Regions from separate parts of the Mus musculus genome. Here region 2 is linked to region 1. Evidence: chromatin contacts called from ENCODE POLR2A ChIA-PET data. All regions are on one chromosome and are shown on one strand. The core of a region is the stretch at or near the end of the contact, and the rest is flanking DNA. Distances in the headings are between cores, read along the strand shown.

What was found. ChIA-PET counts read pairs that join two places held with the same protein, here RNA polymerase II (POLR2A).
Region 2: POLR2A ChIA-PET joins it to region 1 with 16 read pairs in embryonic stem cell. The contact joins the promoter of Tspan14 here to the promoter of Sh2d4b in region 1. POLR2A ChIA-PET finds 5 or more read pairs at or near these places in 4 of 5 experiments (Patski and embryonic stem cell).

The regions. Positions count from the first base shown.
Region 1 is chr14:40,891,232-40,895,138 of GRCm38, forward strand. Sh2d4b (SH2 domain containing 4B) reads right to left here and starts at 2,083. Exons shown (of 8, transcript NM_177816.4): 1 at 1,551-2,083. The coding sequence starts at 1,734.
Region 2 is chr14:40,964,782-40,968,688 of GRCm38, forward strand. Tspan14 (tetraspanin 14) reads right to left here and starts at 2,115. Exons shown (of 9, transcript NM_145928.2): 1 at 1,995-2,115.

The DNA.
Region 1 (3,907 bases), core at 833-3,332:
CATAATCAGACCCATACAACAGACAGAGGGCAATGAAAGATGCAGAGATATAGAAGATTCAAATCTGGGCTCACTCTTGATTAAATGACACCAAGAGAAAATGCTTCATTGATCTCTGTACTTAATGTATGCAACACCAGCACATTATTGGTGACTCTGCATTTACTTTATTGTAATGTTTTCAAAGGGACCATAAAGTGTGTACAACATACACAAAAGCTAGTCTCCGTAGCAGAATCTAGAATGTGCAAGGTGCCTTAGCACACCTGATGCTGGCTAGAGGTCCCAAGTAGGTCTGTTAGCCCCAGTACATGGCTTTAACTGACAAATGACTTTGAATATAAAGTACCTGAAAGACAGGTTGGGTCTTTGCTTCTTGCCGGAAGTTGCTATTGCCATTTGGAGATGATGACTCATTATGCGAGGAAATTTTCTGGCATCCTTCTGGCAGATGCGCAGTGGGACTATAAACACAACCCACAGCATCCTCTCACATGAAGACGTGGGCTGTGGAGTACACTGTGGGCTGTGATATAGAGTAGAGACCTAAGCTGAGAATCAGAGTCTATATGCCAGGGAGGAAGGACCTAGTTATCTTCAATGTATTCTGACTAGAACTGCTATTGAGGGTGAAAGTATAACAAAGTAAAAACAGAATTCTAGGCCTTTAGGCCCAGGCTTGGGAATGTGGCCTTTGTAAAGGTATGCTAATCATAAAACAGATAGCGACATTCCTCCACCCACCCACTTCCTGGGTTCAAAGAGTGCTCATTCAAAGAAAGTCACCCTGACCATTACCAGAACCTGCAATGCAAATGTGCTATAGTTAGGGGCTCTTAGAAGCTGTCTTGAGAGTTAACAATTACCAGGTATTCCTTGTGACTCTTAACTGGTATCTTTGGTATCTTCCAACAACGCCCTCCCCACTTCCTTGAGTTGTGGTTTCTTCCTTTAAATACCCCCTTACCCAGCTACTCGGGCCGCCGTGGTCCTCTACCCCTGCGTGGTGTATGACTGTGGGCCGGAGAGCGCTCTTGAATAAAAATCCTCTTGCAGTTTGCAACAAGACCGTTTCTTGTGGGGGATTTTGGGGTGTCGCCTCTCCTGAGTCAGAACGTGGGAGAGTCCTCACTTTGTGGGTCTTTCAAGGGTAGAGAATATGCCCTTGGTCTGGGCATATACCTTACTAGTAGAGTACACAAAGCCTCAGACTCAATTCCCAGAATCAGAAAAAGAAAGAAGACAATGGTCTCTGTTATGCACCATGCAATTGTCAAGCATCAGATTCCACAGCGCCTTCTTTGAAGTGAGGAAGTCTACACTTCCCCAGCCCATCTGAGTCCTGCATAGTCCCTGCCACATTCTTCTATAATCCTGGTTGGAAACCCAAGCTAGTGGGACTAAAGGCCCCAGCACAAGGCTTCCAAATCCCCAGTCTTTATCACACTAGTGCCCATACGAAAGGAGAACCCAGCCTTGACTCGTTAACTTTCTCATTATTAGTTAAGATTTGGTGACCCGCCCCCCACCCCCACCCCCAAGCCACATACCTCTCTTGACCTTTGCGGGCCTCAGGCCCTCTGCCTGAGCCAGGGCATCCCACGCCTCCCGTTCCCTCCATCGCCGCAGCTGCTCCTCTCGCATCTTATAGAAGAGGATGTGCTTCTGCACATCGCTGAGCTCGGCCAACAGCTCCGGGTCGATGTACATGTCCTGCAGGATCTGCTGCAGCATGATGCTGTGGGGGACGCACACCGGAGTGCAGCCAGTCAGAACTCCAAGGCTACACAAGATCCCTGGGCCAGGCCAGCGCCTTGAGCCAATTCTGCCCTAGCTCCTCACTTTGGAGTCACTCCAGATGACCTCTCCTTGGACAGCATCTTTGTCCTGTCTCAGCTCCCAGCCAATGATGGATTCATATCGGCCAGGACAGCATTATTCACCCAAGCAGCAAGAACCAAGGGGCTCTGAGAGGTAGCAGAGGCAGAGAGCTGTCTAGTCCTGGCTTCCTATTAAGATCACTTATCATTAAATTACCACATTTCAGCAGTGTTGTGGCTTCACCTGGGGTTTCTACAACAATAAGGCTCCAAACATCTGCTCAGACCCAAATCCACCTGGGTCGGGAGGTGTCGAGTGATCTGTTAGTGGAAGGTAACAATGACACCAGCTGTATCAGTGACACTGGCCCGGCCAGCTGAGAACTGATCCCTCCCCTGCAGATAAGAGGGGGTGGGGAAGAAGTTGTTTGCCTACTAATTCCATGTCTTTTGAGCCAATGTCAGAGGCCTATGCAACTTTCAAAAGCTTCTGGGACCCCAGGTGCCACAACTGTATCTGCTTCACCATGAGCAACCTTCCTCATTTCAGGGCACCTGGAAGATAATGTTATTACTTCTTAAAGTGCCTTGGGGAGGAAATGCCTTCCCTCCTATCTGTTTTGGATTCAAACTGGCGAACAAAATGGAATCAGTAGAAGAAATGTAGGGGTTATTACCTTACCACAGTGCTCATGACCATAAAGATGACATCATTTCCTTTCCCTAGAGCAGACTTTTAAACTCTGCATGTGCTTAAAGACAGGCCTCCCCAGTGGGCCATTTGGGAGGTTGTTGTTGATATCTTTGTTGTCCAAGTCCTTGCTAGTCTGCTTTAATACAAATGTCCAGGCTTCTGCTTTGAGGTGGGTAGGAGCTGCTCTTGCTGAGACCCGAGGCTCCCTTTCTAATAAGCTTGCTTGCAGAGCTGTTCATAGGTGTCCTTTTATCCAGACAGGAAAGCCCAGGAAGGTAGTGCATGCCTCGGGCTATGCAGCCAGTAGGCTGCCGCAGCAGCGCTCCACCCAGATTTCAAATTTGACATCCTCTTCGTAGTTTAAAGCTGCAACCCTATCCGGAGAAAACAGGCAAGATCTGGCACTGTGAGCAGGTTGGATTGGTGGTATCAGTTTCTCCACTTCCCTAGGGATGGAAGAGGGATCCGGAAACCAAGAGAAATGGTAGAGACCCGGAGTCTGAATCTGTCTCTCTCTGCAAGACTGACACAAAAGTAAGCAGAACCAAGCGGAGTCTCTCCAGTTAAGCCCACAGGGTCAAAAACGAATGTGGCAGCCAGACACCCTCCTCTCAGGCCAGTCCCTTTTCCTCTCTCAAGCCGGTTTTGGTCGGCGTTTTATCCCAGGCAATAGGGAAGCAAATTGGGACACTGGTGAACCAAAGGCAGGAAGGACATCTAGCCTCTGTGTCCCCAGATTCTTAAAAGAACAGGATAGAAGGCAGAGAAAACACTATTAAAAGCAGAGGAATGGTTCCAGGCCTTTGAAAGCAGTGGCGTCCTGGGATTTGTAAACGAATAGGAGAAATTACTCCATTAGTGCTACTGAGGCTCTGTTTGCGGGGGAGGAGCGCTCCCTAGCAATCCCAGGTCAGTGGGGCAGGAGGCCAATTGATACCAAATACGTGAACCTGACCCAGCCACGGGCTGTGTCAGATTTCTGGAACACTAAGGGGGCGGTTCCGCCACTCTGGGCTCCTTGAGTGCTCTTATCCACGTGTTCCTGGAAGCTGCGTCTGGCTTGGCGCGCCCCCTGCCGACCGAACTGGACCACAACCCTAGCACTGCACGCCAGGTGCAGCCGGACTGGAACGCAGCAGCATCTTCAGACAGGTTATATTTTGGTTTTATTTTTCATTGGCCGAAGTGGTCCCTGTTGCAAACTGACGCCGTTTCTTGCCGGACAAGTCTGTTGTGCAAGTTTCTGGAAACCACCTGGATGTCCCTAAGCTGGGAAACATTATTCTTGTCACGAAGAACGATGATGACATCAGTTGTTTGGAGGAGGGGAAAACACCCAGGGCAGTAAGAGTGGAAAGGCAAAAAACGAGGGATATGTCCATAGTGTGATTTG
Region 2 (3,907 bases), core at 865-3,364, 74 kb after region 1:
TTATGCCATGTAATTTATGAACAAACAAACATGTACATGTATGTTTGCTCATAAATTCACTGGGTTTTAAGCCAGCAAGGGGCTTTCAAGACTGGCATACTGGCATTTCTAGGCACTGTAAAAATTAACTGTGTTTAACTCTTTAGTTAAAGTTAAACAAGGTCTAACCCCTAGGCACATGGTGGCCTAGGATAAGGCCCTCAGAAGTGGTTTGAGAAGCCAAGGTTTCCCTGCACCCTGGCCTCTTTGTAACTTCACCTCATTTCTATAACCTGCAGGGCAAGCTCCTCCCCCACCCACACAAGGCATGAGTTTCATCTTCCATTGCAAACATGTGACAAGAAGCCCTCACCTGTCCTGAGAAATGAGCTGGCACAGCTGTCCTAAGAGACATCTTAGGAGAATCTGCCCATGGCAGCCAACCCTTCCCTCTCAGCAGCTTTTTTTGGGGACAGCCACAAACCTCTGGAGGAGCAGTGGCTAAGAATGTTTGACTAAATGAAGCAACTAAGCCTAGATCAAGTGCATATCAATAACTACCACTGAGCACCTACTGTAGGCCCAGCACACAAGGCTTGCAGATGTGAGCCCAGAAAGTATGGGCTGTAGCCCAGAGCACCCCAGTCTCTGAAACACATTAGGTGATCCAAGAAGGAGACCCAGAAATGCAGAAAGGGATGCTATCAAGCCAGTCATCAACTAAAGGTGTATAACAAACACACAGTAAGGGTAAAATACATCTAGTGACATAGGTTTCCACCTCAAGAGACTGAGAAGAATCATGAATTCAAGGCAACCCTGGGTTACACAAGACCCTGACACCAAAAAAAAAAAAAAAAAAAAAAAAAAAAAAAGACTTGGGGACAGCTAAGGGAGGAGCCAGAGAGCAGAAGTCTGGGCTTCATTCTAAGGGTTTTAGGGCCCAGGAGGAGTTTTGAGAGAAAGGGTGTCTCCAGCAACCTCTGAGCTGTTAGAATGTGGGGCCCCAGATTTCCTTTCATAAATAAGGAAGCACTCAGCAGGCACCAACTTCTACTCAGAAGCCAAGGGGCTGTGTGGAAACTGTCCCTTGACAGCCACAACTGTGTAGGATTTGGCAGGCAACTGACCTAAATCCACCAGTCCGTTGGGGTGACCACCTAGAGAGCTGAGATCACACCTGCTACAGGCTCCAGCCCAGCGTCCTGCACACGCTGCCCAACACATCTCGATGTCCCAGAACACCAGTGTCCTGATACAGTCACCGTGGCTCTGCAACCAGCTCCGGGCAGGCACTGGCTGAAGACACTGAGTTCTGAGGATTCTGACTGCCTCTCACTGGAGACCAAGTTTCAGTCCTCCAGACAGGAGTTTCAGTGGTTCAGGGGCCGAAGTCCCCAAATGTGCACTCTGCCCACCCTCTGCACTGCACGCCCGGGAGGGAAGGGAATACAGGAGCTCCAACCTAGGCTGAGCCAGAATCACAACTTGGCCAAACCTCGGGCTAGGTCAGGGGTCGGGCTCTGCTCCCAAACACAGCCTTTAGCGACTAGCACCGAGAAGCCAGGATCGCCACCTCCTTAAACTCTTGCCGGACAGCGTGGGACCCCGCGACAGCGTGCACATTCAGGGTGGGTGGGGGCTGGGCGACCGTCCCCTCATCCGGGACCGGAGCTGAATAAAGAGCCTTCCGCTGGGTTCGCAGGTGAGGACCGACAGAGCCCAGGCAGCAGCCGGGAGCAGACACACCTTCCGGGTAGCCCGCCGCGCCTCCCACTCGATACAGCGCCCCAGTTCGGCTCAGCGGGGTCCCGGCCGCGGCCTCCAGAGCTCGCGGGCGGTCTCAGCAGACAAAGCCCGCGCCACCCGCGGGGCCGCCCCCGCCAGCCAAGGGAGTCCAGGGGCCGAGCAGGAACGCGGGGAGCAGCCGCTGTCCCGAGAGGACGCTCACGAGGGCCGGCCCGAGACAATAAAGACAGGCCCGACGCTTCAGCGAGGCCACGCGTTCTACTTACCCGGGCGCGGCAGCAGCGGCGGCAGCACGGCCCGGTTGGCCGAGGAAGTTAGAGCAAGTTCAGCAGCTCCGAGCGGGAGGGCGCGACTCGGGCCGTCCGAGCGGCGGGGGCGGGGCGCGGAGGGGCGGGGCCGCGGCGAAAAAAGAGGCGCCGCTTCCTCGCACCGCTCAGCCGCCCAGTGCGTCTGGCGCACCCAAGCCCCGCCCCCGCTCTTTGCTCCTCCCCATGCAGGAACCGCCCCATCTTTCGCTCCTCCCCCCCACCCAGGCCTGGCTCTCACCGCTCGCTCCGCCCCACTGTGCTATCAGCCCACATCCCACCGCTGATTGCCCCTCCCACATTGATCACCACGCCTTCTCTACGCCCCGCCTGTGTTCCGCCCCCGGGTCGCCGTGCTCCACCCCCTACCGTGCACCCCGCCCTACAAATGGTCATCCATAGGTAATGAGGCGGATCGCTGACCCGCCCCTTTGTCCGGCTCTGGGCGGTGCCCCAAACGGGATTTACCCGGTTCCGCCCTCTCTGTGGCTCCCGGACGCTGGCGAAGTCGATCGCTTGTGGCCGCAGAGTTGAGCGCTCGGCCAAGTTACGCCGCGCAAATGCTCCTCTGGTATTAGCTCTTAACCCGGCGGGAGCCGAGCCAGGGAGAAATGCGAGTTACAAGATGCCTGTGTCAAGGGATGCTCGAGGTGGCTGAGAGGTGGAAGAAGATTGGTGAAATGGCTGGTTTTAAGATGGAAGGCATTCCTGCCCAGCCTTGGGAGCCAGTGTGTGCGGGTAGTTTTCTAGAAACGGTGGTTGAGATTTCTTTACAGCTGAGCCGTAAACACTCGCTCCTTCCAGTCTCGGTGCTAAAAATACCAAGCTTCCTTTGGATGTCCTGCTGAGATTTGCTCATCACCTTTATGCTGAGGAGATGGCTGGGCTGATTCTTGGAAGTGGAAGGTCACAGGACAGGCAGATAGATTTACAGTGCTGTCCACACTGCTGTGATAAAAAGGCCGATCTCGTCCCAGCCTAGATCTGCTTGTCAATAGAGCAAAGCATAACCTTGTCCTGCTTGGTAAACTCGTGTAGATTTGCGGGAGCTGAGGGACAGATCTGCTCCTCTTGGGCTATACAAAAGTGGCATAAGACTGGGGCTATGTTTTTAACACACGCAGCCAACAGGTTAAGTTCATTGTAAAGAGAAAAAGAAAATCTGGAAATAGAATGTACCTTTCTGCTGCTAGTTGTGGTTATTTAACAATGGGGATGTAGCCTGTTTCTAGAATATGCCAGATAGCTCAAGGACCTCTCTGGCAAGGAAACCTGTCCATATTGTCACCTCTAACTAACCAAAATGCATGATTGGGTGTCTGATGTGTGGGCACCAGGTCTTGAATTATCCTGGGGAGTGCAGCAGCCTGAAACCTCTCCCTCCACATAGTTACTGTTTAGTAGAAAAGACAAATCATTTCAAGATGAAATCAATGCTGAGACAAGACAAAAGCCCAGGGATAAAGTGAGCATGTGGAAGGGAAAGGTGAGAGAGAGATTGATGTTGAAACTGAAAGCAAAGGAGTGAAGAGTTAGAAGAGGGGGTGGGGGGTAGGGGTGGCAGTTGGTCCAGAAAGTACAAGTGGAGAGCAGAGGTGCCAAGGCTTTGATAAGAGCCACGCTCTGATGCGTCAAGGAGCTCAAAGAAAACTAGATGGCTATTGTCAGGCTACTGGGGATGGAGTGAAGATCAAGACCAGGACAGAACAGGCCTACACACTGTGTCAAAGGACTGAGTATCTTTTGTTGTTGTTTTTTGTTTTTGTTTTGTTGTTGTTGTTTAGTTAAGCCTTTGAAGGGTTTATGGAAAAGACCAGCATTCTAATTTGCTGCTGTGAGAAGAGTAGATGTAGTAGTTGTCAGACAAAAATTAA